Linked DNA regions of Mus musculus: regions 1, 3 and 4 are each linked to region 2. Evidence: chromatin loops called from intact Hi-C (ENCODE). Cell type or tissue: gastrocnemius. All regions are shown on one strand. Each heading gives the region's core, and the rest is flanking DNA. Links, peaks and the distances in the headings are about the cores only.

Region 1 (7,506 bases), core at 802-5,801, 570 kb after region 2:
GGACATTTAAGGTTACTGGAAAATCAGGTGGTGGCAGAGCCTTGAAGTGGAAGCAAGAAAGTGCTTCTAAGGCATACTGGTAAGTTGTTTGTAGAACTCTTCACAAACTCAAACTCTATTAGTGGATGGATCATAATTCACCCCCAAATAACAACCAATGACACAGGTGGGTTTTAGGTTCTCAGCAGAGCCAGGTGAGTATCTGTGAGGCTTGGTAACAGTCAACCATGTGTCCATCCTGCCACCTGCCCACCCATATCACTTATAGTCTGCTTATATCCCTCAGCCATAGCTTCTGGGCCCGCAGAAGTGCCCAGAAGCTGAAGGTTGGAGAGCTAGCAAATGGCACTGTCCCGCTGTTTACCTGGAGCAGGCTGGCTGTGTGGAGCCTGGGAAGGCGGCTTGGGTGCAAGGGATGCGGTGTGATTCACCCCATTCTCTGCTGGCGTTGTCCTGGTTTCGCTTGGAGCCTCGGAAGATGTTTCTCCAGGGTCAGCCTAAGATCATAAACATCTTTTTAACTTTCTGCTTCATACTGCTTTTATTTTCTTCCTGTAACAGTAAGGCTACACATTATGGCATTTTCAAAATTCCTCTGGAGTCTGAAATACCAAATTTGAAACTGTCAAGAAAGCAAGATTAACTCAGCATAGTGTGAAATCAAGAAGTGTCAGGTTAATTGCACAATGTGCTCTGTTTCCACTCCAACTTTCTCATGCTCCTGAATAAAGCCTTCCCACACTGCCTCTGGATCTCCCTAGATGCTTCCATCAAATGAGAGAACAGCAACGTTTAATGCAAACAAAGGACCATAGAGAGTCTGTCCAGCCTTTACAGATTTCTGCTATAGTGGTAGACAAGGAGAGGCTCTGTGGAAGGACTGCTAAGCCCGATGTCCTGGGATAGACACCCCTAGCTGAATACACATGTGAGTGAAACAGCTAAACTGATCTCAGCTTGGTTCAGAGTAGCAGAGACAGGCTTCTGAATAAATAACACAGAAGGAAATGCTAGTTTGATTCATGCCACCAGCTTCCATGTCACAGCAAAAACCAAAGTGATGGGTACGAGTGCAGACTTTGGAACCAGGTGTCCTTGGATTCAAATTCAGTCCATTTAGCAAGTCACTTACTTCTCTGTGCCGTGTCTCCATCTTTATCCTTGAGGGTATACATGAGTTAGGGATCATAAGATTGCCTACCTTATGAGGTTTCTTCCAGGATCAAAACAGTTAATGTTTGGTAAGTATCTAGAACACTTTCTGGTTCAAGCTAAATAAGTAAATGCACGAAACAGTTATGATGGTATGCCATTACCAATGGACAAAATGAAATGTGCCAAGACTTGTGAGCCTGTTATCCTGTCCACTCCATCAGCTATACCCTATTGAAGGTAAGCATTCAGTAAGTGTCTGTAGCATCAATGCCGGTCCTATAAAATAATTGCCTCTATAATGGTATAGTCCTCCAACAGTGCTTCCCCACACTCCAAGTGCCTGACAGCTGGTTTAGACTTGCTTTCCATGTCCACAGCAAGTTTTTCTGGTGACGACTTTATCCCAGCATCTTTCTGTGTAATGCATTTATAAGTTATTATCAGGGATATTTTCTTCCATGGGTCACCTGGACGTCAACCCTGTGACATTTTGGCATGTAATTACAAAGAGCACACTGGAAATTTTACCAAAGGAAGGCAGAAGTATAAACAGCATCACTGACTCATGTTCTCATTCCCTCCTAAACTTGCTACTTTTCATCCTTGAAACAAAGCCTTACTGTACAGCTATCGATGACCTTGAACTCATGATATTCCTGTAGCCTCAGAGGTGGCATTGGATCAGTTCGTTCCCCAAAGCTTAAGTCAACAAATAGCACTGCTGATTGTCCAGGTTTCTTCAGTGTACCTTCTCTCACTGGGATGGAGCAGGAGAAGATAAGTGTTGGTACTGGGCTGGACATCAAAACGGGAGCCTAGCCATAGAATCTAGAAGCATTAGATTTTGCTATTGGGAAATTATATCTTTTGACAGATGGATAACAATGATTGGTAAGCTCTGGTATGGTCACATTAAGTTAGATTCCATTAGGAATAATCTCCCTAGAGTCATATGCCAAGAGGAATGATGACATATTCTTTGTTCAACCAGACATCGCAAATGAGAGTCTCCTGGCTCAAGTGCTGCCTATGGGTGGTACCTATGGTGCTATGTGGGTTTTTTGTTTGTTTGTTTGTTTTCTGCATTGGTTTCCTATATTGCCAGATTTTTCCATGCAGGACATGTCATACACAGAGAAGGTTTTTCTTGAAAGACAAAAAAAAAAAAAAAAAAAAATCAGAGTTAACGAACTGGACCTATAAAGTGGTGACAAGGAGAAGAGAAGCCATACCCAAACCCAGAGGAAGCTGTTATAAGTGGGACAGGCATGGTTCAATTACCACCTATACCCACGAGGTGTTGAAATAAGATGAAAAATTAAATATTTCTGGGAACTTACACATTTTCAAATGACCTAAAGGCTAAAGTGCACCTCCAGGCTGCACTGGACCCAGAACAGCCTTGTCTGCGTGCCCTGACTCGAGGAACAGAGTTTGCCTGGAATCCCCAAGCCAGAATGCTAAAGGGATGTTGTGTCTGGAAATGACCTAGGCCAGGAGCCAACAAATGTGCAGCTCTCGCTTCCTCCACCCTGCCAGACATGCGTCAGGAGAAGAGGGCAAGGAAGGCACTGATTAACAAGATTTTTGAGTAGTCAAATTTCCCAGGGGCCTCTGAGGATTTTTTTTTCTGGGGATAAATGTGATACAGTACTGAGCATCTATGATGGCAAACAACAAAAGACTGATGTCTGACAGTTTTGCCAAGGGATATGTAGAAAAGCCCCAGTTTCCCCATTGGGGAAACTGATAACAGGAGAGGCTGGGATTCTGTGGGCTGGATGGTGCTTTGTCTTGGCTTCATCTCTGCCCAGCCAGGTGGGCTGCCCTTTTGGCACCATGGCTGAGTAATCAAAGATGATATTGAAAGTCAGCACTAAACTCTATTAAAAGTAAGCCAGAGGTCAGATAGGAGACTTGAGAACTTATGATAGTTTAAGGTCTGAATAGTTTTAATAGCAGGCATTCTGTGTTCTATGACAGTGGCAGCTTAGGTGAACATTAATACAACAGTAAGCTATGGCTAAGATAGTGTCACACAGAAAGATGAGGGAATTACCAAAGAACTCACCCTGTTGCACTAGAATGACATGCAAATAATAAAATATAAAATAAATAATACGGTTAAATACCTTCAGTTGTGAAATACTAAACTTAACTTTTTGAAATAATTGAGAAACTCAAGTCCTTCCCATCACATAGATGTGTGAGCTTTAATGCAAAACACAAATTTTCTGTGTCCAGCTCAAAGGAATCAATACTTTTACTATGTTTCTCTCCAGGCCTCTCTATGACAGTTACTTTCATGTGTTTCAACAAAACAAGGAGAAATCCTTCCCCAAAGTGCTAGAAATTATGAAATAAATAAAGGCACCAAAGATATGTTTTTTATAAACTTAATTGGAAGGCCACTGGGATCCAATTAACATGAATTTCAATTAAGGAAGGGTCATATGGTGGAACTTCAGTTGCTCTTACTAGATTTTTGCTTGTAACCTCTGCCACCTAGTGGGCATATGGAATTACTACAGTATATTTTTCTTTAAAATAAGGCCAAAAATGGCTTTTAAAATTGATTTCATATTTAAAAATTAAATCTTTCTTTCCAAGAGTTAAGGTAAACACAATCTCTTTGAAATTATACCACATGTAAATCAGTAAACCTCCGTTCTTATAAGTTTTGTAGAAGGTACGGTGTACAAATAAATGAAAAACACTTGTGACCTGGACACAGAAATTTTGGCTTTAATAAACAAAACAAGCGGCTGAGAATACATAGCTTTAAAAAAAATCTGTGGGATGTTTAACATGAAAGTAAAATATCTTTCAACTATGAGATGTTACTGGGGTTAGTAGAGGAGATGTTACTGAGGTCACTAGAGGATACTGGTTATTCCTGATTCCTGGGCTGGTAAGACAGCTCAGTGGGTAAAGGTAAGGCCAACAAGCTTGCTACCTATATTTGAGCCCAGGGCCCCACATGGTGGAAGGAGGGAACAAATATCAGCGCTTTCCTCGGAACCTACATACCTGTTCTGAGGCACAATCATGTATGCACACCTCACAACACACACACACACACACACACACACACACACACACACACACACACACACACACTAAGTAAATAAACAGATGTAAAATTCATTAAAACACACTGTCCCTTTCATGTGGTTTTAGGATGACAGCATGTTGCCTTGGACCCTGGTGGGTAGGGGAAAGGCTCGCCACTTTCCCAGAACACCATGAAGGAGATTTATAATTTCAGGGTGTGCCATCCAGTCTCCTGAGGATGGATGTGGGCAGTGTTTATGGCCTTGTTAGAGGCAGCATTTTGGTTGAAGCAGCTTTTCAGGATGTATAGTTAAGTTGTACCTAAACTTTCCACTAGCTGAATGAACCGAGCTATTGTACCTGTCCCATCCCTAAGAAATTCAGGCTCAGTCCTGAAAAACACACATCTTGGTTGGTCTTCTCCAAGTGCGTGGGAGGGAAGCACACCGGCATTTGCAGCCCACTTTGAAATGCATTGAAAAATAAAAATAGATAAGTGGACAGAGGAATTTATATGTTATCAAGCGAAGAATGCCACTTAATTGTGGACTGAGATAAGAGTATCAGTTTTAAGATTCTTTCAAGTTCAAGTTGTACTTGAAGAGTCTGGCAGCACAAGTGATGGGCAAAGGCTTTACGTCGTGAGCAAGTTTGTCTCCTGTCTTTAGTTTTTGGCTTAAAAAAACAGGGGTTATTCATTTACTTATCTCCCATATGTGCTTATGTGCACTACATATATGCCCTTAGAGGGGAGACGAGAGCGTTAGGTCATTTGGAATTATAGTCATGGATAGATTTAAGTCCCCATATGGGTGCTAGATACTGAACCTGGGTCCTCTGCAAGAGCAGCATGGATTTTAACCATGGAGCTCATCTCCTGCCTCATTTTTCAAATGTCTTAATGAACACCTGATACGTAAATTTAGTTTGATATCTTTTGCAATCAATGTCTGGCAAGCTCTTTCAGTAGTAACTAGATTGGAATCCAAAGGGCTCTTCTCTCATGAAGGCTGCACCCCAATTTAGACAAAGCTATCATTCCCACCACATATTGACCTAGGAGTGACCACTGCAAGTTTAATGTGTGAACTTTTATTAACTGACATCACTTTCTGGTTCAGAAGTGAGGAAGACAAAGTATGATTTTTCTCAGGGGCTGTGTATGTACATATATATCCATACTCATGCATATGTACATGTGATTTGATAATACATATAACGCGCGCGTGCACGCGCGCGCGCGCACACACACACACACACACACACACACACACACACACACACACACACATTCCAGCATAGTATCTGAGGTATAGCATTAAAATAACATTTATTCAAAAAATGAATGGATGGACGAATATGTTCACCTACAGTTTCCTGCTGGTATATAAGTAGTAGGTACACTTCATTGGCAAAGTCCTGAAACTATAGTATATGCTCAACCTTATGCTGAAATCAGAAAAAAAAAAGCATTTGAATGAATCCGTAATGAGTAAATTCGTGAATGGAATGAATGAAACTGCTTCTCTTTCTACAGTTGACTCGTTACCACAACTGGGGGATTAGAAAGCTATTAAATAAGAGTGCACATGACCCTGCTGACTACTTTATACACATGTCAGTGTCTATGTGAAAAAAATCACAAAGGCCACAGGCATTAAAGACTCTGAAATGTGTGCGAATTTTGGACCATCACCAATATCACTTCAGATCCTTAGAAATCTAAATGCCAGGGTTTCCTCCAAACCATCTGCATCAGATGGGAACCACGCATGGGTGGTAGAAGAACACACCCAGATGATTCTGAAACATGGTAAATACTGAGAGCCCTGCTACTCCAAACCAAGAAGGTTGTTGTAATGCAGAATTTTATGCCCTGTCCAAGATTTAATGAATTGGCATTATATCATGATCTGTGGGTGATTTTTAATGCAATAGAGCAGGGGGAAAGCCTTCCTTAACTGAGAGTCACACTTTTGTACTTCGTCTGCCATCAGGTGTGGCGTGGGCAATGATTCCAGTGTTTTAGAAGGACTTTAGAACACACAGTCCTGAGTTGCAACCCACTGAAAAGTGTCAGCACACACATAGAGATTTGTGAAAGCAGCTGGAGCAAACCAGTGGTTGATTTGCTGAAGTTCCAGTGGCTCTCGGGGTTTCTTGTGAGGTCTAACTTTTAATTAATTAGATCGCTCCACAATTACAAGCAATTGTTTCCTCCTCTAAAAATGGTGGCTACTCTGATTGCCTTAGGGCAGTCAAAGAAAGTGGCATGTCAAAGCTAAGTAGCCGAGGGATGAAAAGGAAACTGTCATTTTTTTTTCTTTTTTACAGAAACAATCTTATTGACTCTGAGAATTTCTCACAATGTGTCTTGTTCATATTTTTCCCCTCCTTCAACTGCTCCCATTATATCTCCCTTTCCTCACCCAACTTCATTTCTTCATGTCTTTAAAATTCAGGAAGTCCAATATGTGATGCCCATATACTCTTGGGAGTGGCACCATCTAAAGGAGTTTGGAGATTTCACCAGGGCCAAACCCTTAGAGACAACTGACTCTCCATCCCTTGGCAGCTATCAATTGTCCATAGCTCCTCTGAGGAAGGAGCCTTACCCCACTGCTTTATGCTGTGGTTTTGTCTGCCCTGAGCCTGTGGAGGTCTTGTTCCTTCTGTCACAACATCCAGATGTGCTCATCTGCACAGACACGCTGCTGTCCGGGAGAATAGGAAGAACCCCTCCTTGCTAACAAGTCTCCAGAACGCTGCAGATTTGTCACGTGGTGGTGTGGTGTAGATGTGTTTTACGCATAGTATGCTCCACAGGCCAGGAGATTCTGTCAGTATGAGTATCAGGCCCACACCCAGACCCACTGAATCAGGCTCAGCATGTCACCATCCTATCCTGATCGACCTAAAACTTGGAGACATTCTGGTATACACGAGGAGTTGAGAGATCACATCCCAACTCCTTTGTTTACAAGTTGTGTAACTCTGGGCAAGAAATCTAGCACTTGAGTACCTACATCTCCTTATCTGCTAAAAGAAATGATGGATACCTTAAGAAATACATGAAAGAGGGAGGGGCTGGCAGCTCCTGCCTGCAATCTTAGCTACTTAGGGACCGAGGCAGGGGGATCACAAGTTCATAAGCCATCCAGGCTACACTGTGAATTCAAGGCCATCCGTAAACAATTGATAGCTTGGGATATATTTCAATGGGAAAATATTTGTCCAACCAACCAAAAACCAACTAACAAACCAAAATGACAAATACGTTAATATAACTACCAGGTA
Region 2 (7,506 bases), core at 837-5,836:
CTACAGATCTCATGACAAGAATATCACATATGCCTTGCTATGTATTTAAGTGGTTTAAATACAGGTGGGAGTTGGTCAACTTCCAAAGCCAGGGGTACAGAAGGAAAGGTGGACACTGGCCTGATGGATGTGATACAGTTCTTCCCTCCTAGCCAGAAAGCTTACTAAATAACTCCTTTGAAGAAAAGGCAAGACAAACAGAACTCACTGTTTCTTGAGGCATGTCATCGGACTGACGTTGTTTGCCCTGAAGTTGTGAATGATCGATCTCAGGCCTTCTACCCATTGCTGGAAAAGGAAGAAAAAGAAAGAAAAAGTCCACAGTGAGCAGTCCTCTGTAGCCAGGTACAGGCTTTTTCATTATTATTATTATTATTATTATTATTATTATTATTATTACTATAATACAGCCTGTCTCCTCTGTGGAATAAAACTACAGACTCTTCTTTTATCCCCCCTTGCTGCACAGGCATCTATATTTTACACGGTTGTATTTTATTCTGCAGGTTTCATTTTTCCCATTAAGTTAAATGTGGCATGACAATGCCATGAAAGACTGGCTGGCTTCCTAAGCTTCCCACTTGCAGCCTGTTTCAATATAAGCCTTATTATTTTAGTTGTTCAGCCTTCTCTAAGTCATGCTGTACAAGTACATGCCGATACGTTTACCTATTCCAGTTTAGAGGACAAATGTGACAAGGCCCTTCACTGCAGTGTCAGGATGCTGCTCCATCTGGCCTGCTTACATAGTTTACCTGTTTGTCTTTTCCAGCAAAGCCTTAAAAAGTCAAAGATTCGTTGCCTGCTGCCACGGTACCCAGAGCAAGCAGGGATGTGTTCACAGAACTTCTGTATAAGGACCTGAACCTCAGCTGCAGTTCATACCACCACTCCACGGGTTTACAAGGAAAAGTGAGGACAGATTACGCATGACAGGAAAGAACTTTGGGTCTGTAAAAGGGCATTTTTCTAGAAAAGGCTAGCCCATGAACCAAAGCCAACACTGCTCTTGGATCCAATGTCTGATGCTAATGAATGCCACAAAGGAATGACACATTGGCGACATGCTGTGCAGCAAACTGGAGCTTGGGAATAAACAGAGCTAAGGCTCCTCCCCGGCCCACTCTACCTCCTTAAGTTTGCAGCTACTGCCAAGGGGAGGAAGACATTTTGGAATGGGTAGTCACATAAATGTGAATGTCACTGTCGTTGATCATAGGATTCCTTAAATTCAAATTGAATAAGTCTAAAATTGGATGTCTCAGTTGACATTCAAGTGCCCCACAAAAAGCCATGACGAGGACTCGAGGCCCTGTCCTGAGAGTGCCCAGGAGAAGCACTGTTGTCATCACAGAAGCTCCTGGTGCACAGCACTGCCCCAAAACACCAGGCTTCACGTTACCAGATGAGGGATTTCATGTCTGAAAGCCCTGAGCTGATAACTGCATTATAGCAGTGTGGTTTGGGTCTTGTTATTTGATGTCTTCTCCTGTTAATTTCGGTAAAGACACACAGGACATAAATGGTTCTGTCTCAGGAGCTTTAGCTAATCCTCAATACCTTGCACTCATCATCCCCATCTGTGCCTCTCCCGCTGACCCTCGCTAGTCAGTTTCCTGGGTCTATGTTTTAAACGATGTTAAGTATCTCGCACAAGAATAATCACACAGGATTTTCCATGTTCTGACTGGCTATTTCTCTCGGCATTATGCTTTCATTTAATGTGCCAAATTCTGCTTTTACAAGGCAGAATTCAATTGTATGTGCATGCCACGGTCATCCATCCGTTCTTCTCTCCATGGATACCTGAGCTTCTTTGTCTTGAATACTGTAAATAACTGATATGAATTACTTGGCATAAATGCCCACAGGCAAGGGTCACAGGACGACACGAGGAGCCTTTCAACTTTTTAAAGAAAATGCCATACTGCTTTCTGTGATAGCTACATCATCTTACATTTCTCCCAACAGTGCATGAGGGTGCTAACTTCTACATCCTCACTAGTGCCGTTCTGTTGGGTGTGAAGCTAATGGCTTTTATTGCCCTGGAGAGTCCCAGACGTTGCTGACAGCTTTCTGATGGAAGACGGAAGAACTCTCAGGAGGCACCTTTCCTTTTGCAGCTAGCAAAGGCCGTTTTCTGAGAACTGCAAATAGCATCAAAAGCTTCAACAAACAGGTAAGGTCTGGACACAGAGAGAGAATCAAGAAACGAAACAGGAGCTTTAAAGAATTGCTTCTTTTCTCATTACCAGACCTCTCTTCCTCTGTCGGGCTAAATATGGACTTGGCTCCCCGGAGATTATTGAATATCCTGTAACTGGCCTAACAAACCACAGGCCCACACAGTTTCCCAGGAGCAGACAGAAAAAGCACAAATAATTTGGATGGCATTAACTGGGAGTATTTTTCTCAACCTGAAGGCTTGAGATCTGTTCCAAAACATAGAACAAAGTCCACAGTTTCCTAGGGCACAGAAGTGGCCGGTACAGAGAAACAACGTTTTTTGATCACACTAATTTAGTTGTTTCTAGAAATAACCACCAGATACTGGGGGAGGGGAGGTATTGAGGAGGCTTAAACTGCCTTCATCATCATCATCTTCTTCTTCTTCTTCTTCTTCTTCTTCTTCTTCTTCTTCTTCTTCTTCTTCTTCTTCTTCTTCTTCTTCTTCTTCTTCTTCTTCGCCTCCTCCTCCTCCTCCTCCTCCTCCTCCTTCTTCTTCTTCTTCTCCTCCCCCTCCTACTCCTCTTCTTCTTTTTTAATAGAATTGGGGAAGACTCTTATTTATCAGAATGGAAAGGTGATGACCTTTGATATCACCACTCATGACAGAACTCACGCATCGCAAATGTCACCACCATCCTCAGGGATAGCTTAGCCCTGAGTGGGAGGCTGTGACGTGTTCTTTTTATGAAGATGAAAGCAGGTCTGAGGGCCTTGCCCAGAGTCACAGAGCCCGTCTTGGGTCAGGTCCCCATGTTGGGATGTTTTCACCCAATCGCTTGCTCCCTGTCTCTCTGTCAGGGAAGGCAAGGTCCTTTAGACCTCCTCCATGTCCATGCCATGACTCAGGCCAAACACATAGTATGCGTGCCAGTAACTACAGGAAATATTAATGCCTGACGTGTTTTGTTGCTCTTTTCAAACATTAAGGAGATGAGATGCCAGCAGGTGTCAGTAGAGTCCCAGAATTTCTCTGGAAAGTTTCTCCAGGTATGAGCTACAGGCCTTTGCTTATTTCCAGATTAACAGGTTTTAAAGTGGTGACTTAAAAATACACCTGTTTGAATTGCTGTAGGTAAGCTTGAATACTTTAATAGCATGTCACCCTTAGAGGTGTATCTTTGAGCTATTGGATAACAGACATGCCTTGGTGGGGTCTCAGAGTTGCTTGCGGTGGGCACACGCAGCAGGGGTACCAGGTAACTTCACCATGACAGGAAAAACAGCACCTGAATACAGAGAGGTGTGGCTTCCGTAAAGTCTCACCCTTCTTTTATATTTTAGTTTTATTTACTTTATTTGTGCTGAATATTGAAGACAAAGCCTTGACCATACTAACTACACATATTAGCACTGATAACCACTTTGTTCTCTTACTCTATAATCCTTTCTATACTTTATAGATTGATTTGACCTTTTCCAGTATCCCTTCTCAGGAAAATAAAATCCTTGAGGAGTCTTGTGTAGGATTGTCTGGGCATGTGGAAAGCTAAGAGGTGCCTGGGGACACTGGGTCTGGCTTCTAGCACTTCTTGACCTGATTTTCTTCATGCAGACACCGAGTTATCAAGCATCCTGCTCCTGGCAAATGTCTGGGCCTTCCTCATTATGTGTCTCCTTGCTGTAGAACACTAGAAAACACTGTCACAAACAAAAGGAACCCCTCCTCATTAAGATAATGCAGAAACACACAATTATAACAAAACTAGACTAAACCCACATGAACTGAAACTCAGTTGCTATAGCAACAATTTTCCTTTAGAACAATGCTTCTCAACCCTCCTGATGCTGTAGGTCCTCATGCTGTGATGACCCCCAACCATAAAACTATTCCGTTGCTACTTCATACTCTTACCAATTGTAATGTAAATGTCTGTGTTCTCTGATGGTCTTACGTAGGCAACCCTGTGAAAGGGTTGTTTGACCCCCCCCCCCAGGGTCATGACACATAGGCTGAGAACCACTGCTTTATCACTACAAGCTCGAGGTCAGAGGGATCCACAGAGCTCCAGCTCAGCCAGGGCTGTGGTTTAGCTTCCTCTTTCCTTTTCCATGTCCTAGATCCCAGTCCAGCTCTTTCTACGACATTAGCCCAAATCGCCTTATTCATCTGAGGAGACCACTCACAGAATTTCTCTTCATTCTTCTGTCCCTGCTTCAAGCACTGTGGAAGTCTTCCCAAGGAAATACACCCAACAGTAGCACAGACCTGCTAGGTAAAGTATGCCAGGAGTGCTAGCCTGGGTTAGACCTTAAAAGCCCCCACCCCTCCTTTTCCTCCCTCTCTCCTTTCCTCCTTCTTGCTCCTTCCCTCTCCTTCCATCCCTTCTTTCTGGAATATCAGCAAGATAACCTGGAAATTATTTAAATCTAAGTGATCATGTCCAACCTCCTGACTCAGTTTGCAGGTATGGAGACTCAGAGGATGGAGAACAGAAATCTGTTTCTTTTTAATTTTTTGGGAGAGGGTGTGTAGCCTATGGTTTCATAAATGGGAGGTGAGGGCTTTACCACTGAACTATAACCTCAGCAATCTCTCTCTCTCTCTCTCTTCTCCCTCCCTCTCTCTCTCTCTCTCTCTCTCTCTCTCTCTCTCTCTCTCTCTCTCTCACACACACACACACACACACACACACACACACACACACACACAGACATATGATTCCTGGCCAAGGGGCAGCAATATTTCCAGGGAACTTGTTAGAAATAGAGTCTTAGGTGTCTTCCCCTGGATTAGACTTTACATCTGCCGTGTGAGCCTGTGCAGATTCATTTGAAAGGTGTGATGCACCTAAAAGAGTGCATCTCCCAAAATACAAGCAAGTGAGGTGTTTGGTGAGTACCCACATTCTGGCTCAGAGATGCTGACTCTCTGATCCCGTGATGCTATTTGAGAGATCCTGAAACTTGTAAGAGTAGGAGCCAAGCAGTCAGGGAGCTACATCTTAGTTTGGGCTTCTCTCTGTTCATCTTTCTCCTGCTCCTTGCAACCATGAGATGAAGAACCTCCTCTGTCATGTGCTCCTGCCATGGTGTTCTACCCAAGCATCTTAGTTACTTCTCTATTGCTGCCGTAAAATGCCTTGACAAGAGCAACGTAAGAGAGAAAGAGTGTATTCTGACTCAAAACTGTCTTCCATCCTGGTGCGGAGGTCAAGGTAGGATGAGATTGAAGAAGCTGGCCCGGTCATCCCGATAAGAGGCTGAGGGGAAGCCGGGCATGGTGGTGCACGCCTTTAATCCCAGCACTCGGGAGGCAGAGGCAGGCGGATTTCTGAGTTCGAGGCCAGCCTGGTCTACAAAGTGAGTTCCAGGACAGCCAGGGCTATACAGAGAAACCCTATCTTGAAAAACAAAAAACAAACAAACAAAACAACAACAACAACAACAACAACAACAACAACAACAAAACAAACCAACCCCACCCACCCCACCCCCCAAAAAAAGAGGCTGAGGGGAATGAATGTTGCTAAGGGTGAGTTCATTTTCTCTATTTTATTCAGCCATGGATCCCCTGCCTATGGAATGCTCCTACCCACAATTAAGATGGAACCCTGATTTTAATTAATGTTATCAAGATAACTATCCATGGGCATGCTCAGAAGCTCAGCTTGCAAATTCTACATTCTATGACACTCTAGATTCTATGACATCATAGGGCCCATAAAAACAATGGACTGAACCTTCTAAAATCTCAAGACAATTAAGTTTCCTCATGTGTTTCACAGTCATGAATGGGAAGACTAGTGAATATACAAGTAATTTTGAAGCAGATTTCCCCAGCTAGTAATTTAAGAATTTACTAGGTCCTTTTCAGAAATGCCCTATCCTGAACCAAAAGAATCAGTAATTCTATGAGTCAGTCCCCATTATTCAGCATTTTAACCCTGAAGGTAACTTTAATGCAAGAATCACTCACCAGTGAGAGAACAAGACAATTGAAGGAGATGTGATCACTGCAGAATGAACCTGCATCAGGAAACCGGTGTCTTCTCCATTGATAACTAGGGCCCTGTTTTATTTTCATTGTAATTTATTCTCCTTATGCATAATTTATATATAATAAATAACAGGTTTTTAAATCAAGTCTTCCAAATGAGGAATAACCACTCTCATAGTGAGCTCTGCACATTGGGACATTTCTATATTTTAAATCTTCATTCCTTGGTTCTTTAAGTACCACTCAAGTACCCATATGTCCCACTACATTGCTGAAACAGGTTATGGAGTTTCAGTTATTACTAAGGCTGTGCAAGCAGTCACTGGCAGCTTGACAGAGAAGACACAACACAAACAGGGAACCCATGGAGATGTGGGTTTCCAGGATCTAGGCAGCAGCAGGAGGCCTAGAGAAGCCTGTCACAACAACAGCATCTCCTGCTCGAAGGAGGCTTTTGCACAAAATCAAGACAACAAAATCAAGGCTTACTATGGAATGCCTACTAGAATACTGGATACAGAAAGCAGACAGAAGTACCCTTCTCAGGACAGTAGTAATAACAAGACTATAACTTGGGTCACTGACTCCAGACCAATGATTCTCCTGTCACCATAGCCCTCAGCACAGGACTAAGTAAGGTGCAAGAACGAAGAAACTGTAGAGAGTGGAGGTTAAGAGAAAATAGGAGCTGGCTACCAAAGTTTATATACCAAATAACAGACTGTATTATGATCTAAATACTTTATATTCATGTATGAAATTATCAAGCAATATAATAATAATAACAATTTAAATAATAAATAAATAATGATAAAATTAAAATAAGTCATGTCAACTACTTTCTCTTGATCCTACATGAAGAAATTCTGGCACTCAGCATATCTCCCAAGGGGTTGGCACCCCCGCATGCAAACAGGCAGATGACGATAGTGCCAAAGGTGAGAACAAACCAGGCAAGGAAATGTGAAAGTCACCACCAACAATGCATGTGTAAAGGAGAGTAAGAAAACGGGGTCGGGCTATGATGGGGTTGAGAAAGGACAGCAAAAAAGCCTGAGACAGTGGAATTCACAAATAGTAAACTACAGAGACCAGTGACCAGGAAGCTATAAGGGATCTGCCTGCAACTCAAGAGAAGAAACACAACCCAGTGAGAATCACAGAGGCCTTTGGGAAACGGCTGACATTCTCACAATGTGTCCAAGTTTGGAAGCAGAGATGGGGGAATGGAAAAGTGACCAGGCCCTTTTCCTTGACATGGCCTGAAAGTCTCCAAGCCACACATGTTCTTCATTCTGTTCTCTTTCCAGGGAGAAGCTGGAGAGAGTTAGAGACGGAAT
Region 3 (7,506 bases), core at 1,109-6,108, 540 kb after region 2:
GGCTGGCTTCTTCACGTGTGCTTTCTAATTTTATTATCAAAGCAATAGCTCTGAAAACACACCCTTAAGCTCCAAAGAACACACGTCAGCAAATGATTTAGGCTGACACCAAACAAACAGTTTTCAAGGGCTTCCTTCAAATCCGCTTACAACAAGATGGCCATAAGAACAGCATCACAGACGAAGGAGCAAATTTATCACAGTACTTAGGTAGACTAAGAAATAAAGACAAGAGAATGACTTAGAACTCTGAGGAACACTTTAGATCCTTTCTAAGGACACAAGAAAGAAAGAATAAAAGCTGTTAAATATACAGTTGTAGTATAAACTGCTCACTACCCCCAATTACTATTTATTCACTCTTTATTCAATGAGAAAGCATCAATTTTGTTTACGTTTCTGGTGACTGTAAACCCAAGAAGCTGACTTCCTCCCACCTCTGTGAATGAGTCTTAGGCACTCTAAGCCAGTCATGAATATTATGCTTTCTTTCTTGGGATTTGTTTAGGAACTAGAATGTGGCTCCATTATAGCACCACAGCAGACAAATCTATTTTGTGGATGTGGGGTGGTGGCTGGCCATTCTGGAAGGTTTCCATCACTCCTATGAAGGGAATAAAGTGGGGATTTTTTTCCATTCTGGTTTTGAATGGTACCAGATAGAAGATAATGCAGTGGGGCTTGGCAGCCATGTCTCACTGACTTTAAAGCTTGAGGACAATAAGCAACAACAATGAAATTCTAAAAATTCAGATTCTCAATAATATTGTTGAGTCACTAAACTAGCTACCCAACTCCGAAACTGAACACCCATCTCTAGAAGTGGTGAGCTATCCCTAGAAATGGCCACCCATCCTCAGAACTGGCTGCCCACTTGATGTGGTTTGAATGAGAAATGTCTCCTCTATGTGCATGGATGTGAACACTTCATCCCAGCAGGTAACACTGTTTAGGTGGATTATGGAACTTTTAGGACATGGAGCATTACGGGTGGAGGTACATCACTGCAGGTGATCTTTCAGGGTGTATAGCTTCACCCCACTTTCTGTTTTCTCCCTGCTTCCTGCCTGTGGGTAGAGATATACTCACCCAGTTTCCTGCTCAACTGTCTCCCTTGCCATTACATACTCTCTCCCACATTTCTCTCTCTTCGCAATGGTAAACCAAAATAAACCTTTCTATGAGTTGCCTTTGGTCATGGTGTTTTATCACAACAGAAAAACAACTAATACAGCATCTACTGTATGCCTGGAACCGTCCTCCCACCCCTAGAATTATGACATGACTCAAACAGTAATAATGTCATTTGTTAAGTTGGCACTATTTAAGACAATTATTTATTTAGTTTGCTAGAAATGTGGCCTCGCTATATAAGCTAGATGAACCATGAGCTCTCAGTTTTCCAGCCTTCATTTCCCAAGTTAATGGGATTATATATGTATTCAAGCATGCCCAGCGGGTTGAAATTGATTTTCTGTAAAACTGTACTCTGGCAGATAAATTGCCAAAAGTTATTAGCCAGTTTAATGTTTGGTTGTATAGAGTGAAGAAGTTCTAAGGTGCTTCAAAAGGAACTAACTTAATTTGATTTTATTTATGATGACATAGAACAGTCACATATGTGGTAGTATATGTCTATACTCCTAGCATGGGGACGCTGAGGGTGAAGGAACCTGAGTTTACATGCATGTACATGCATGCACAAACACATACGTGTGCGTGCGCGCGCACACACACACATACACACACACGGGATAGGGAGCTCAGTTAGTAAAATTCTTGCCTTGCAAACATGAGGACATGAGTTCAATCTTCACAATGTACACACATATGTATGCTGCCACACTCTGATAATCCCAGCTCTGCAGAGGGAAAGACAAGAGGATCCTGGGTCCCTAGCCAGGGAGCCTATTCACTTGGAAAGTTTCAGGCTCATGTGAGTCCCTACCTCAAACAATAAATGTGGCCACCACCTAAGGAATTATCCACTGACCTCCACATCATACACACATGTGCACCCACACATGTGTGAATAAACGTACATATGATATCTATGAATTACTTAAAGTAAATTGTGTAACTTTAAAATATGTGTATTGCATTTTGTCTATGGCTAAAATATTTACAATGTTGAACACACATAATCAAAAAGCAAAGCAAAACTGAAAGTATTAGTTGTAAATAAGGGTTTGTAGAGGTTTAAAACTGGCTATGAGATTCACCATAAATAAATTTTATTACACCAGAATACAAAGTGGTGACAAACTCAACTCCAGATGCAAAACTCGAAACTGTATGGGTCTGAATATATATATTTCTGACTACTTAATATTTTTCTTAAATTTTAGTCTAATCAGAGTCAAATTTAAAATAGTTGAGTACTTAAATGAGATTGATTCTGAAAAATACAGTGCCCCTCCCCTAATACGCCTTTAAGCCACAAAAAGCCAAAGCTAATCTGCCCTTGAGTGTTCTCAGGTTCAAGACTCCTTAATGTCACCACTCTTGTGGTTTGGAGCCATTACTACGTTAAAGGAGTCACAAACCCTATGACAGAGAGGACCACTGGGTGGCCATGCTGTACACAGGGCCAGAATGGCTAACATATTGCTTCCAGGGTTCATCAGCTGCTTAGAAAGTTGTACATTTTAGGACTTCATGGATTGCTGACTCTGTGAATTCTATACATAATATTTTTAGGTCATGAGTGACTGTGGGCAACTCAATTCAAGGAAAGGGAGATTGTGTGGCAATTTCTAAAGTTCTACTAAAATGCATCCCATTATATTAGCACTAGTGGACCAAGAAGCTGGCTAAGAAGATCTGAATTGTATATGTAAAGGAGAAACTTAAGAATTAACAATATACAAAATAACCATCGATTCCTGCTAAGCCTGAAATCTTTAGGAATCACAAATATTAAGTGGCTCATATATTGCAAGCATAAAGGCTAAAGAACATAAATAACCGTGAAAATATACCTAGAGCAAGCCACAAGGACTCTCTCTGAAGCCAACCCAGGAACGTTACATACAAATAAATAAACCTAGCATTGGAGTATTGCAGACTCAATAAACAATCGGGCCAAATGGTAGTACTTTTGAGAATCTGTATTTTTCAACTATAGTGAAAATGGCAGGGAGTCCTAGAGAGCCCATTTTGTTTTAAGAGAAAGAAAAATATTCAGCAATGAATCAAAATGGCTAGAATGTCCTAGAACTGACATGCTTTTGGCCAACCTGCGAGTATTTGATTTACAGATAGGGTTTTCAACACAGTGTCCATAGACAACTGATTTCAACAAGCCACAAGTCCAACCTACTTTGATTTGTTGTTTTGGATTGGACTCGGGACCTTGTACATGCAGACAACTCTTAGTACCACTGAGCTACACTCCGAGCTGTAATATAATTTTAAAGGACAGTACTGATTAGTTGTTGCTATGAAGGCAAAGAGATTTGCTTTTCTTTTTTTCTTTTTTCTTTCTCTCTCCGCCACGGACACCACCCCACCCCACCCCACCCCCACCCCCACCCCCACCCCGGTTGTTTTTATGGAAGACTTTGTTGGGTCAAGATCAGGGTGATCTTGGTGAAGAGTGTCCTCTGCTGGGCACATTCTGGTATTACAGCATTACAAGATGAAGGTGGTTGATTCAAATAAAAATGCCCTTGCCCAAGCCATGTATCCGAACCAACTGTGTGGCGAGGGCACCGTACGCGCTCATCTTTCCGCAGACACTGTTGGTGGTCAGTACTTGCAGAATATTGCTGTATTTTTACTTTCACCCTAAATGGTGAGTTTTGCACTCAAGGGGAGACTGGAGATGTTGCGCGAGGTACTTATAAAGCCCAGGGGATTTTACTTTTACTGAATGGAAGACAAATGAGCCAACTGTGTCTAGACATCCTGAATTTCTCAGCTCTTACCTTGGGCTTCTCATCGAGGATCTGCTGGCGGATCTCATTGTGTTTCTCCACGAGTTTTTCTTGTCTTTTACTTTGTGCTTCCTCTAACTGTAAGAAAGTTACCAAAAGAAAAGAGTCACTTATGAAAATAAAACAATAACAACAACATACAACTTTCATGCATGTTACAAGAAACAAAATCAAACAACAACAACAACAAACCCAAAGGTTTTTCAGATCTATGTTAGCAATTATTGAACATTCTGGGCCAAAATTGGCCTTTGAATCTAGCGATGGGAACACAGTACAGGGTGGGGTGGTGACTGGTGGATATACATTTTTGAGAATCTTTGAAAATTTCTATAACACAAATTTAAAGAAGCTTAAGGGCTAATCTGGATGTGGACATAATCTTAACGGTGAAGGGATTTTTTGGGAACCATCTTTTGTGTCATTTTTTAGGGGGGAGTCCCCGACTTAGGTAGTGATTCTGCCCTACAGATTTTTATAGACGTTTTATTTAGCTTTTTTATAATATGGTTGGCAACAGCCAGAATAAGTGCGCCCTTATAGAGTATCACAAAACAGCTGGATGCTGGTGGCGACTAGGTACTAGGAGGCAACACTCTCCTCCTAGAAGTTCACAGTGAGGTTGGCTACTGTTTGTGTGGCATTTGCAAAGGTGTGTGTGTGTGTGTGGGAGCAGACATACCCTCTTGATGTACTGAACCACCTCCTGGATGTACGATCGGATCATCTCTGTCTTCTCCCTAAATGGAAATAAGCCACAGATCATTATACCAATCCACCTGGAACTCTAGATGCCTACGCTTTTACTGTCTTTGTATAGCTGTTGAAAGAAAGGTCAAGCCTGTGTGTGTGTGTGTGTGTGTGTTTCGGGGTAACAATGACCGTGTGTCTCCCCAAGCACAGGCCCTGTTTTTATTAGATGCTCCCAAGGTTGTCTAAGAGAATATCTAGTCATTTCCCCAAAGAGCTCACTTTACTTTCTTTCTCAAAGGCCCAGAGTGCCACTGTTTGAGAGCTCACTGAAAAAGCCATAAAGGAGACTGCGGTGGTTTGAATGAGAGTGGCCAGCTAGAGTTCATAAGTTTGAATGCTTAGTAACCAGGGAGTGGAACTTAGGATTAGGAAGTGTGGTCTCATTGGAGGAAGGTTGTCACTGGGGTAGGCTTTGAGGTTTCAGAAGCCCATGTTTGCCCCACCCCTTAATCAGGATATAGCTTTCAGCTACTGTGCCAGCAACTTGAGCACCTCATGCTCCCACCTTGGTGATAATAGACTAACCCTATGAAACCATAAGTAAACCCACAGTGACATTCTTCCTTTTCTCTGAGTTGCTTCGGTCATGGTGTCTCTGCACAGGAAGAGAACAGGGACTAAGGCAAGAGTCATATAAAAGAGTAATTCAAGGAGAGACTTTATGAAGGGGCCATTGGTTAAGACACTGCTTCTCTCACTGGTCCTCTCACAGGGAGCACCTGCTCCTCCTTCCAGTTAGGGAGGACTACTTTCCACTCACTCTTCCATCTGGCTTTTGTCTTTGGACTTGGCTTCTGTTATCTTCTCTTGCCTCTTCTTATCCATTTTCTTCTTTAATTCCTTCTTCTCTCTGAATTTACAATGGGGGAAAAAAATCAGACCAATTGAATAGCAAGCAGCCCTTGAAGCATTCATGTATATTCAGGCTGAATGTGAAGGGATGGAGGCTTACTTCTCGCAGATTTCCTTCAGCTTCTTTAACTGATTGTTCTGACACTCTTCTGCAACATCTGTCAACTTCTGAATAAGCTGGGGGAAGAAAATGCCAGTTTGATGTTTTCTGTGATCACAGGCACAGGCTCCTGCCCCTGCCCTTCCCACCCCAAACACCAGCAAGTGTACTTAAGACAACCTGCAGTGGGGCTGAGCTGTTGTTAGAATCACAAAAACCTGACTTTTTAGCAACGAGGGCATGATTTTTAAGGTATCACATGATCTGTTTTTGTTTTTGTTTTTTTAAAGATGAAATCCCTCTGATTTTCTCTTCTAATTGAATGACTGTCATTCTAGTTCCTGAAGCTTGGCTCAGTCAGTACAAACACAGCTAAGAGTGTGGACCTGGGTTCTTACCTCTACTCTGTAACGCAATAAAAGTATTTGGGGGCTGGGGATATAGATTAGTGGCAATAAGCTTTGAAGGTATGAATTGAGCTAAGATCTACCTTTTCTGAACCAGTATTTTCTTGATTATAAGTCATACTGTGGCTACCTTTTCCTCTAGTAGGTAGTGTGAAGCTTAAATAAAATAAGTAAATTAGAGTCAGCCGTGCAGAATTCTGTGTTTCTGGGTATGTTTTTGCCGCTGTTGTTGACTTGGTTTGAGATTAACATCAGTTACCCATCTCAGAAAATGATGTAATGTCCTGGTGAGGTAGCTTCAGTTGACACAGAGAGCATCAGGAATGCTTTCCTCTGCTGCTCTTAAAACCTGGGTGCTGAGAATGTAATAACCGTATCATGTGATGCATATTTTCTTCTTGGATCAAGACTCACGACAGCAGCTACTGTATCTTTGGATCATCAGCACTCCTATGGTTCCCACATTCAGTACACGCCTAATGAATGTCAACTACTTGAGAGTAAACTTTCATGCTGATCAACCCTCACTCTCTATTCCACACTGAAAGTCTGTGGAACCTCAGGTGGCTGGAGCAACAGACCTCAGCCCTTCCACTGGAACATAAAACATATGGCCTGAGCTTTCCTTGAGAGACTTCACTACTATTTTCAAAGTGTCGAATTTCTTCCTCCAAATGTACAGAACAAGATGAGCTAACTAGTCTAATATAAGTAATATCTCTCATAGTAACAAGGCAGCCATCCCTCAAGATCCAAGGAAGATTAGTTCTAGGACCCCTATTGTGCACCCAAATCCATGAATGCCTTATGCTAAATGGTATAGCGCTTGCCATAATGTTCGCATACACTCCTGTGTACTGTAAACCATCCTCATACTCTTTATAATAGCTAAAACATTCTAAATGCTGACAAATAAACTCAGGCAGGCTCTAAAATCTGGGCTCTTCACCTCTGTCTGCTGCTGCTGCTCTTCCCTGTGTTTTTGAAGTTATTTTCAAATCCCTTCAAGGGGCTGGGGAGATGGCTCCAGAGGTAGAGCCCTTGCTTCGATAGCATCATGACCTGGGTTCTCATCTCCAGCACCCACGTAAAAAGCAGGCATGGTCATTTCTGTGTGTAACCCCAGTGTTGGTGTCAGAGGCTTAGAGAGATCCATGTTCACTTATGATAAACAGGAAAGTCCCCGCATCTGGATGGAAATAGCTATCAAGGAGAGCATGGGCCACAGAATGCCCGTGCCATCATTCAGGAGAGATGGCCTCAGCACAGCTGCCGTAGTTGAGGAAATCACACTGTGAGCAGTGCCAGGAATCAAACTTTCCAACAATGCTGTTGTCCCTGTCCCCAAGGACTCACAGAAGGCTTTTACATTGACCCAGGCTATCACCTCACCTCTGCATTCCTTCCACCCCCCCAGAGGACCTGTCCCCTGTTTCATTTATCCCACATGCATCAC
Region 4 (7,506 bases), core at 1,597-6,596, 190 kb after region 2:
CATGCCTACCATAAGCGTCTCAAAATAAAACAAGAGCCCTCAGTAGCACACACCTGCCCCTCTGAACCACAGATGACTGCTGGGCAGACAGAAACAAACACTAGTGTCTCTTGGGAGCATTTGAACTAAGACACAGTAGCCACTGACAATTGGTGATTAACACTTAACTAAAAGTTTCCAGAGTGGGTAATAGAGGATATTAAGAGACATGGCAGACTTGGTTGAAAAAAAAATGTAGTACAAATTATATGGCCCTCATCCTGTTAAGATATCAATCAAGTCTATTTTCCCTCTTCTCAAACCTGGCTCTCTGGTTGGGGTGACCTTCAGAATGCAAGGATATCCGATTTCTTCTTGGTTTTCCTTTGTGCATGCCTACTTATCCATGACCCATAGCGAATAACAACAACCCACCCCACTCTTGTGGCCCTAGCATTCATACACCCTCTAAAAAGACCCCAGAATTCCAAACATCCTCACACAGGCTCAGAAACTATCTGCAGCTGGAAAAATCACCCCTGCCAGAGCACGAGGCAAACCTAGCTGCTGTGGACAATCTGAAGCAGCCCCATATCCCACAGTTGGGATTAAAGTGAAAATATATTCTTATACCGTTTCTGTGGTTTTAAAAGAAACTAAAATTCAAAAATTCTCACTACACTTAATTCTGCCAGGAAACGGCAAAGAGGTTGATGAGTGACCAGAAATCCACAAGTTCGGTTTGAAGAACAACAGAGAGGATGGACTTGTCATCCAGCTGCTCCTCTCTTAAGTGGCTTCTGCTTTTGCGCTTGACAAGGGTCCTCCTGAGCATCTCGTGCTTTTCAGTGATCCGACCACTCCACGTGGAGGGAGCAGCCCAGACAAGACCGGAGACGTTCTAGCTGAGCTCATCCCTGAAGCCAACTGCTCATGTTCAATGAGTCATCTCAAACACTCCAACCACAAAAAGAGCAACTGCTCCAGTCTCTCCCGGAGCCGTGTTGCCTGGCTGAGACCAGTCAACCCACAGACACATGAAATGCTGGCTGTTGTTTCCAGCCAGTAAGTTTTGGTGTGGTCAGGTACAAAGCAAGAGAAGGTGACAGCAGGGAAAGCCCAGAGCAAAGACTGAGAAAAGGAAGGACGGAGACACAGACGAGTCCCTGCAGGGCACAGAGCCTGAGTGCAATTCTAGAACTTGGCACTTAAGATCCAGGAGATCTGATCAAGTTATGGGGCAAATCAGGGTCCTTAGGATCATTAATAAAATAAGAATGGACCATCATACTAGAGTTAAACCTCGGGGCAGCAAAGCTCAGGAGGTGCCTGGAAGGGAAAAATGGAGAAGAAAAAGAGAGAAGGAGGCCATGCTGTCTGAGCTATGCCAGTGTGAAGGTCAAACACATGGCAGATAAGCTACGAGCAGGCATAGGGGACTCAGAAACGGAGAACAGATGGATACTCAAGGTACCAGTGAAAGTATATTCAGTCCATCAGAAAGAAGAAGAGAAGAACGAGAAAAACCTGGTGTTCTTCCTAAGGCCCCCAGATTGATTTAAGCACCCAGATCAGCTGGTACAATAGCTGCTGTTCTAGAGGATCCAACATCGTTATCTTGCCCTCATGGATGTATGCACTTACAGAAACACACACACACATTCACGAACACAGGCATGCAAGGCATGCATACACACGCATTCAGACAGATACACATGAATATATACATTAAATAAAATAAAAACAAATGTTACACGTAATGATGACACTATATTTGGAGCATCACTATAAGATGACACAATATGTTTCCCACTAAATATCCAATGATTTTTTAAAACACTGTCTTCAGTTTGCTTACATATCTCTAATATTTTTAGAGTATGTACAATCCATATTATTCTAAATGATGGTAAGTGTTAAGGGTTAAATTACTATTTTATCTTTGGCCTCAAGTCCAGGCATTCCTCCAAAGGCTATGGGCTAAATCATGTGTTTGACTCCATCTCAAAACCACCAGGCAATCCAACAGCCCCCATCCTCTCCTTCATCCTCCTGCCCTCTCTGTTGTCCTTCAAACCGAACTTGTGGATTTCTGGTCACTCATCAACCTCTTTGCCGTTTCCTGGCAGAATTAAGTGTAGTAAGAATTTTTGAATTTTAGTTTCTTTTAAAACCACAGAAACGGTATAAGAATATATTTTCACTTTAATCCCAACTGTGGGATATGGGGCTGCTTCAGATTGTCCACAGCAGCTAGGTTTGCCTCGTGCTCTGGCAGGGGTGATTTTTCCAGCTGCAGATAGTTTCTGTGCCTGTGTGAGGATGTTTGGAATTCTGGGGTCTTTTTAGAGGGTGTATGAATGCTAGGGCCACAAGAGTGGGGTGGGTTGTTGTTATTCGCTATGGGTCATGGATAAGTAGGCATGCACAAAGGAAAACCAAGAAGAAATCGGATATCTAAATGGTGAAAGTCAAACTTACTCCAAGGAACTTGATGCCCCTAATCAACAGGAGGTATTCTAAGGGATAAAACCGTCCCCTTTCCAACCCCGACTTTATTCAGGAATCTCTTTCCTTTCCTCTCTGCCCTGTTCTCTCTCTTATCTAGTGATAGGGGATTGAAAGAGTAGGAGACAAAAAGATAGAGAAGGGTGGAAGATAAAACAACCCCAAAACTAGCCAAAGTCAGCTACACTTAAGTATACCCTCACTTAGATACACCTAGAGCCCAGTATATGTTAATAATACTTTACAATTCGTATAATTACTTGTTTAGACTCCTATTTTTCCAACATATTGTGATTTCCTTGAAAGTACACATCAAGTGCTATTCATTACTGAGTCCACAGTGATCAGCAAAGTGCCTGCATCACAAGGGTCCCTGCAGAAGGAGCATTTCTATTGCTGGAGAGCCTTTTCTAGGTGCTTGAAGTGTCTTTCGCAGCGTTTAAAAACTCTCAGAGAGGGGATTATAACTCACTAGATGGATGGGAAACTTCAAGAGCTAAAGAGAAAAATACATACTTATCTAAAATTAGAATATACAAGATAAATCTGAAATTTCTAGATGGACAGATCCATTGAACCCTTCTGTTTCCCTGCATTGAATATTTTCCAGCTTATATGGTTAAGTACATTATAATTAGCTGTATGGGTAGTCATCATAAGACACAATTTCTAATTTTCAATCTGCTGCTCATACAGAGTTTCCCATAGAGCAGAAAAGAAAGCACTCCAATTACAACTTAAAGTCATTTGTTCGAAACATATTTGGGGATGTGTACCCCTTCTTGTGGTACAACATCCTAAATGCTGAGTATCCTTGGAGCTCAAGGACAACTTATCATTATCTTCATAATGTCTCTGGCTGTTCCATTCCACCCAAGTGTTCAGGAAGCAAAAGATACCAAGATGGTGCCGCCGTAAGGGTCTCAGCAGGAAGCAGATGGCAACTTGAATACACAACTAAGGCGAGCTTATATGGGGTGATTTACCAGGCATGACAGAGCTTAGGAAGCCAACCAGGGAGTGTGGCATAGCTTGGGGCTGAAGGAGAAGAGAAAGAGGTATAGGAACCCACAGAGCACAGCTGTATCCAAAACCACATGACAGATTCTGTAGCTTCCAGGAGATGTACTGTCATCTGTCAGTATGACTGAGAGAAATCTAACGGAGCAAGCCCCCTAACCTAGCAACCCTCCCTCATTAATCCCCTCTTGGAGCTGCCAGCACTCTGTGGATGTAACGGTTAGCACCCGCCTAAGGAACTGGAGAGAAGCTCTGGAGGCTCAGGGGAGTAACATCCTCTACTGGAAGTCGCACACTTCCTTCCTGCTCCATCTCTTCTTCCCTTGGACGAGCACTGGGCATCTACGTAAATAAATCCAGTCCAGGTGCTTAGCATATGGGAGCAGTAGATGTCTGGCAGCTTAGCTCTTATTCTTTCCCTAAGTGTGCTTGCAGAAGCTGCTAGTGACCCACCCAGGTCCCTGTAGCTCCCCAGTGACTCAGGTTCTCTATGTGGAAGAGGTGTTATTCTAGGAGTCTGCATTCTCCTGTTGGTGTACCTTTCAGATACAAATACCAATAGAAAAGCTGTCAGAAGTCCTTACACCACAGAAGTTGGTAAAAAGTCTGGCTCCCACTGCCTCGTCTAACAGCTGAGAAACACTGCGCTGTTTCTCAAGACTCCCCCCCGCACCCCCACCCCCCCCCCCGACCCCAGCACAAAGGAGGCCATTTGCCCATCTTGGGATCAACTAATTAGCCCTTTTATGGTTGCCTTTCCTTTCTTTTCCAATTGCTTCTGACCCCTAGTGGCAGACACAGGACCCTCCTGAGTACTATTTATACTCCCAAGTTAAGCTCAAACCAGTTTTAGAAGACACCAACCTAAGATACTAACCATGGTGTTTACTCTGAAGTAGAGAAAAGCGTGTGCAATTTAGAACCAGAAAGTCGGGCTTTTGAACAGCTGCTTGGCTTTGGCCTCGCTCTGATGGACAGCAGAGATGCCAAGCCAGGGCTCAGCGCTCTCAATTGTCCTGTGCAGGCCGATAATAAGACAGTCTCTGAGCTCCTGCCCAGCTTCCAAGTTTACTAAAATGTATTAGAGAAACAGAAATGCTGGGGCTCAAATACAAACTCCATGTCACGAAACTCCATTTTCTGAAGTAATCTCTAAAACATGAGTAATTCCAGGCTGGGGGTGGAGGGGGTGGGGGTGGGGTGGGGAGACTGACTTTTAGATCACACTAAAATAAAGACTAGAAATTAAAATTTTGCCTGTCTGCGAAATGGCAAAATATGAGGTTTTCAACCAAATTTCCTAGACTTGACAACATAAAAATATTTTCACTTATCCCATAAACATCTCTTGAGAACCCCTTTGTTGTTTTCTGGCTATAGATAAATCAGGGTCTAACCTGTACCAAACAAGTACTCTGTCAGGAAGTACAACACGAGCCATGTTGTCAATTTTTAATCCACTTTAGTTCATGTTTGGTTTTGGTAAAGTTTTCTGGTATTTGGAAGACTCCAGCCCAGATCCTCGTTCTATGGATGTACAATACAACAGTAGCCTTAGCCCTGATATTTTGATATGTGCTCACATGGCGAAGAAATGGGAGGTTGAGGCTTATCTGCAACATTCACACAGTATCTTCCTACTCTAGTATTTCTTCTTTAAATGAAACGGAATGGAGTGACCTCAAATTCTATAACTTTCAATGTGTACATTCTGGACTTGGGAGTTACTGCGCTTTACCCAGCGCATTGTTCTGTAGCAATGCCTACCTACTCTATCTATGACAAGGTTGCTGGATCCTAAGCATCCCGAAATGATTCTTAAGGAGGAGGTTTAGATGCTAGAGGAACAGCAGCACACAATGACACATTTCATTTTCAGCTCTGGCAGTTAAAACAATAGCAGGGAGCGATCACAAGGGAGATTGGTGGTGCAAGCCTCCCAGTACTGTTTGGAAGCGTACACAGGTGAACAGAAAGCTCGTGGGAATGCTGGAGATGATGCTGGGGGGAGGGGGTAGGCAAAATGACTATAAAGGACCCCAAAGTCCCTTCACTTGTCACCTTAGCCAGCTCACTTATAACAAAGGTGCCATGCATAGTTACAAAGGAAATCAGAAAATAACAAAGAGCTTTCTGGAAGTTCTTCGGGGGCTACGGGGCTCTTCCTCCTGGCCCTGGTAAGCAAGAGGCTGGAGAGTTGGAAAACAGACAAGGCAGCAATGGAAAGCAAGGAGAAGTTCTAAATTGGTACGTTATAGGCACACTATCTGAAAAATGGTTTCCTCCCAGCTTCCTCCAATATGAAGGATTGTCAGCTGTTTCTCTGTGATAGCTGAAGAGGGGTGGGGCTGGGGGGTGGGGAACGAGGTCATACAAGGTCATTTGCCAAAAAGTTATATATTAAATATCACAATGATAAATTTGAACAAAGTACAAGTGCTAATTTTATGTACATAAAAATCATAAAATTGCTAAAAAGTATTAAATTACCAAGACAGGAAATACTGAATCACACTGGAAATGTTAACATGAGTAACTTTGATCTACCTAGATACTGATATTAGTGATTCTCAAAGTTAGGTACATAACAGGATTACCTGGGAAAGCTGAAAGCTCCAAGTCCCAGGATATACCCACCCAAGACATAATGCCTTTTTAATTGATCAATAGCCACAACATTATCTGAGGAGCTACTCCTGTGACATGCTGAGAACTAACCTGCATTGTGATAAATTAATGTTAATGAGGCTTAGGACAAAAGACAGTGCCTTGACCCCCTTGGCTCTTCCCCTTTAGCACAAAGCTCTGTCTCCTCATCTCTCCTTTATCTGAAACTGCTTCTTCAACTCACCCTGAAATTGATACTGATACCTACAAGGGAGATAAATAAGACTGATGAAGAGACACTATCATGTGCAGACCGCTGAAACCATCTACACCAGTAGAGAATGGTGTCTTTACAGGAATGGTGAATCCATTGGAAAGGAAGCTGCCTGACAGAGTGGTTACACACTGCCATCAACATGCTCAGCTCTGGCCCCTTTCAAGTGTGGTACTATTCAAACATTCATTCATCCACTCACTGAATGGTTTACTAGCCACGTATCTTGGTCCTATATCACTCTGAACTTACAAGTTTGTAGGAACAACAGAATTTAAATAACTGCAAGTCAGAAGTAGGGAAGTTAGTGCCGTGCAGAGTGATAAATCCATCACATGGAGCCATTACCTGTAGTGAAAGGGGAGGCACCCTAGAGTGCAGCTACAACAGAAGCAAAGGCCTGTGAGAGCAAAAAAAAACAGGACACCAGGAAGCTGTAATCAGGAAGAGAGAAGGGCGGCCAGAGGTCATGGCTAAGAGACCATCCAGGGCAGCAGCAGGAAGGAGTGTGGGCCTTCCCCTTGGGCGGAGCTTCACAAAGCCACTGACAGCTTAGATGATCCGTCCTACCAGACTCGCCTAAGCATGTGTTCACCAGTATACTGTGCCTATTCCCGGGCAAAAGCAGCAACTTGTTTCATTTTGGGTTTGTCTACCTATCTCACAGGCAGTACAGTATGCCACTGTAGTGTCCTCATATTGCCAAAAAGGTCCTCGGATATCACAAGGGTTCCCACTGGAGAGCCACTCCCTGAGAGGCCTACTTGGCCATCTCCCTGGTGAGGGACACCTACACCAGCATGAGTTAGGCCCTGGATGAACTCCCAAGTCAATGGGCTGTGTTTAAAACAATGGAAGTTTGGACGTTCCATGTGGCTCAACGAATACTCAGAAAGACTCCAGAAGCCTCTGAACGACCAGAAGAGCCTATGGTGAAAGCAGCACAGGAAGTGTCTAGACCTATGCAGACTTAGTGAGTCCAGGGTGGCCTAGAGAGAGCGCAGTGTGGCTCTGGAAATATGGCTCAAAATGCTAAGGGCAGAAGGCCTGGGCTGGGCCACCGAAAACTGCCTCAGGGTCTCACACCAATACAGGTTAATTTAACTTTTTAAATAATA

The links. Peaks named below come from ENCODE experiments on the same cell type or tissue, not always from the same donor. Only the 100,000 strongest peaks of a DNase experiment are listed, where the experiment ranks them.
Region 1: a loop joins it to region 2, with 3 times the contacts of the local background. A loop is called at or near these places in 9 of 42 quality-filtered maps.
Region 3: it touches region 2 in a loop (3-fold over the local background); 17 of 42 quality-filtered maps call a loop at or near these places.
Region 4: it touches region 2 in a loop (2.9-fold over the local background); 11 of 42 quality-filtered maps call a loop at or near these places.

What each region holds. Positions count from the first base shown.
Region 1 is chr2:135,352,645-135,360,150 of GRCm38, reverse strand. Plcb1 (phospholipase C, beta 1) reads right to left here. Exons shown (of 32, transcript NM_001145830.1): 24 at 365-497. Among named protein-coding and RNA genes, the nearest start is that of 4930545L23Rik, 140 kb to the right of the region's middle. In gastrocnemius, for the core only: a CTCF peak has its summit at 3,682 (motif pointing left); a DNase peak (open chromatin) is centred at 2,667.
Region 2 is chr2:135,922,737-135,930,242 of GRCm38, reverse strand. It overlaps Plcb4 (phospholipase C, beta 4), which reads right to left. Exons shown (of 39, transcript NM_001355153.1): 8 at 209-288. Among named protein-coding and RNA genes, the nearest start is that of Gm14210, 110 kb to the right of the region's middle. In gastrocnemius, for the core only: a CTCF peak has its summit at 3,173 (motif pointing right); DNase peaks (open chromatin) are centred at 1,066 and 3,139; H3K4me3 peaks cover 192 bases; H3K27ac peaks cover 3,335 bases.
Region 3 is chr2:135,384,308-135,391,813 of GRCm38, reverse strand. It overlaps Plcb1 (phospholipase C, beta 1), which reads right to left. Exons shown (of 32, transcript NM_001145830.1): 28 at 5,644-5,720; 29 at 5,452-5,541; 30 at 4,621-4,678; 31 at 3,930-4,016. Among named protein-coding and RNA genes, the nearest start is that of Gm31993, 150 kb to the left of the region's middle. In gastrocnemius, for the core only: a CTCF peak has its summit at 3,625 (motif pointing left); a DNase peak (open chromatin) is centred at 3,622.
Region 4 is chr2:135,731,129-135,738,634 of GRCm38, reverse strand. All of the region lies in intron 1 of Plcb4 (phospholipase C, beta 4), which reads right to left. Among named protein-coding and RNA genes, the nearest start is that of Plcb4, 75 kb to the right of the region's middle. In gastrocnemius, for the core only: a CTCF peak has its summit at 4,308 (motif pointing left); a DNase peak (open chromatin) is centred at 4,410; H3K4me3 peaks cover 463 bases; H3K27ac peaks cover 2,462 bases.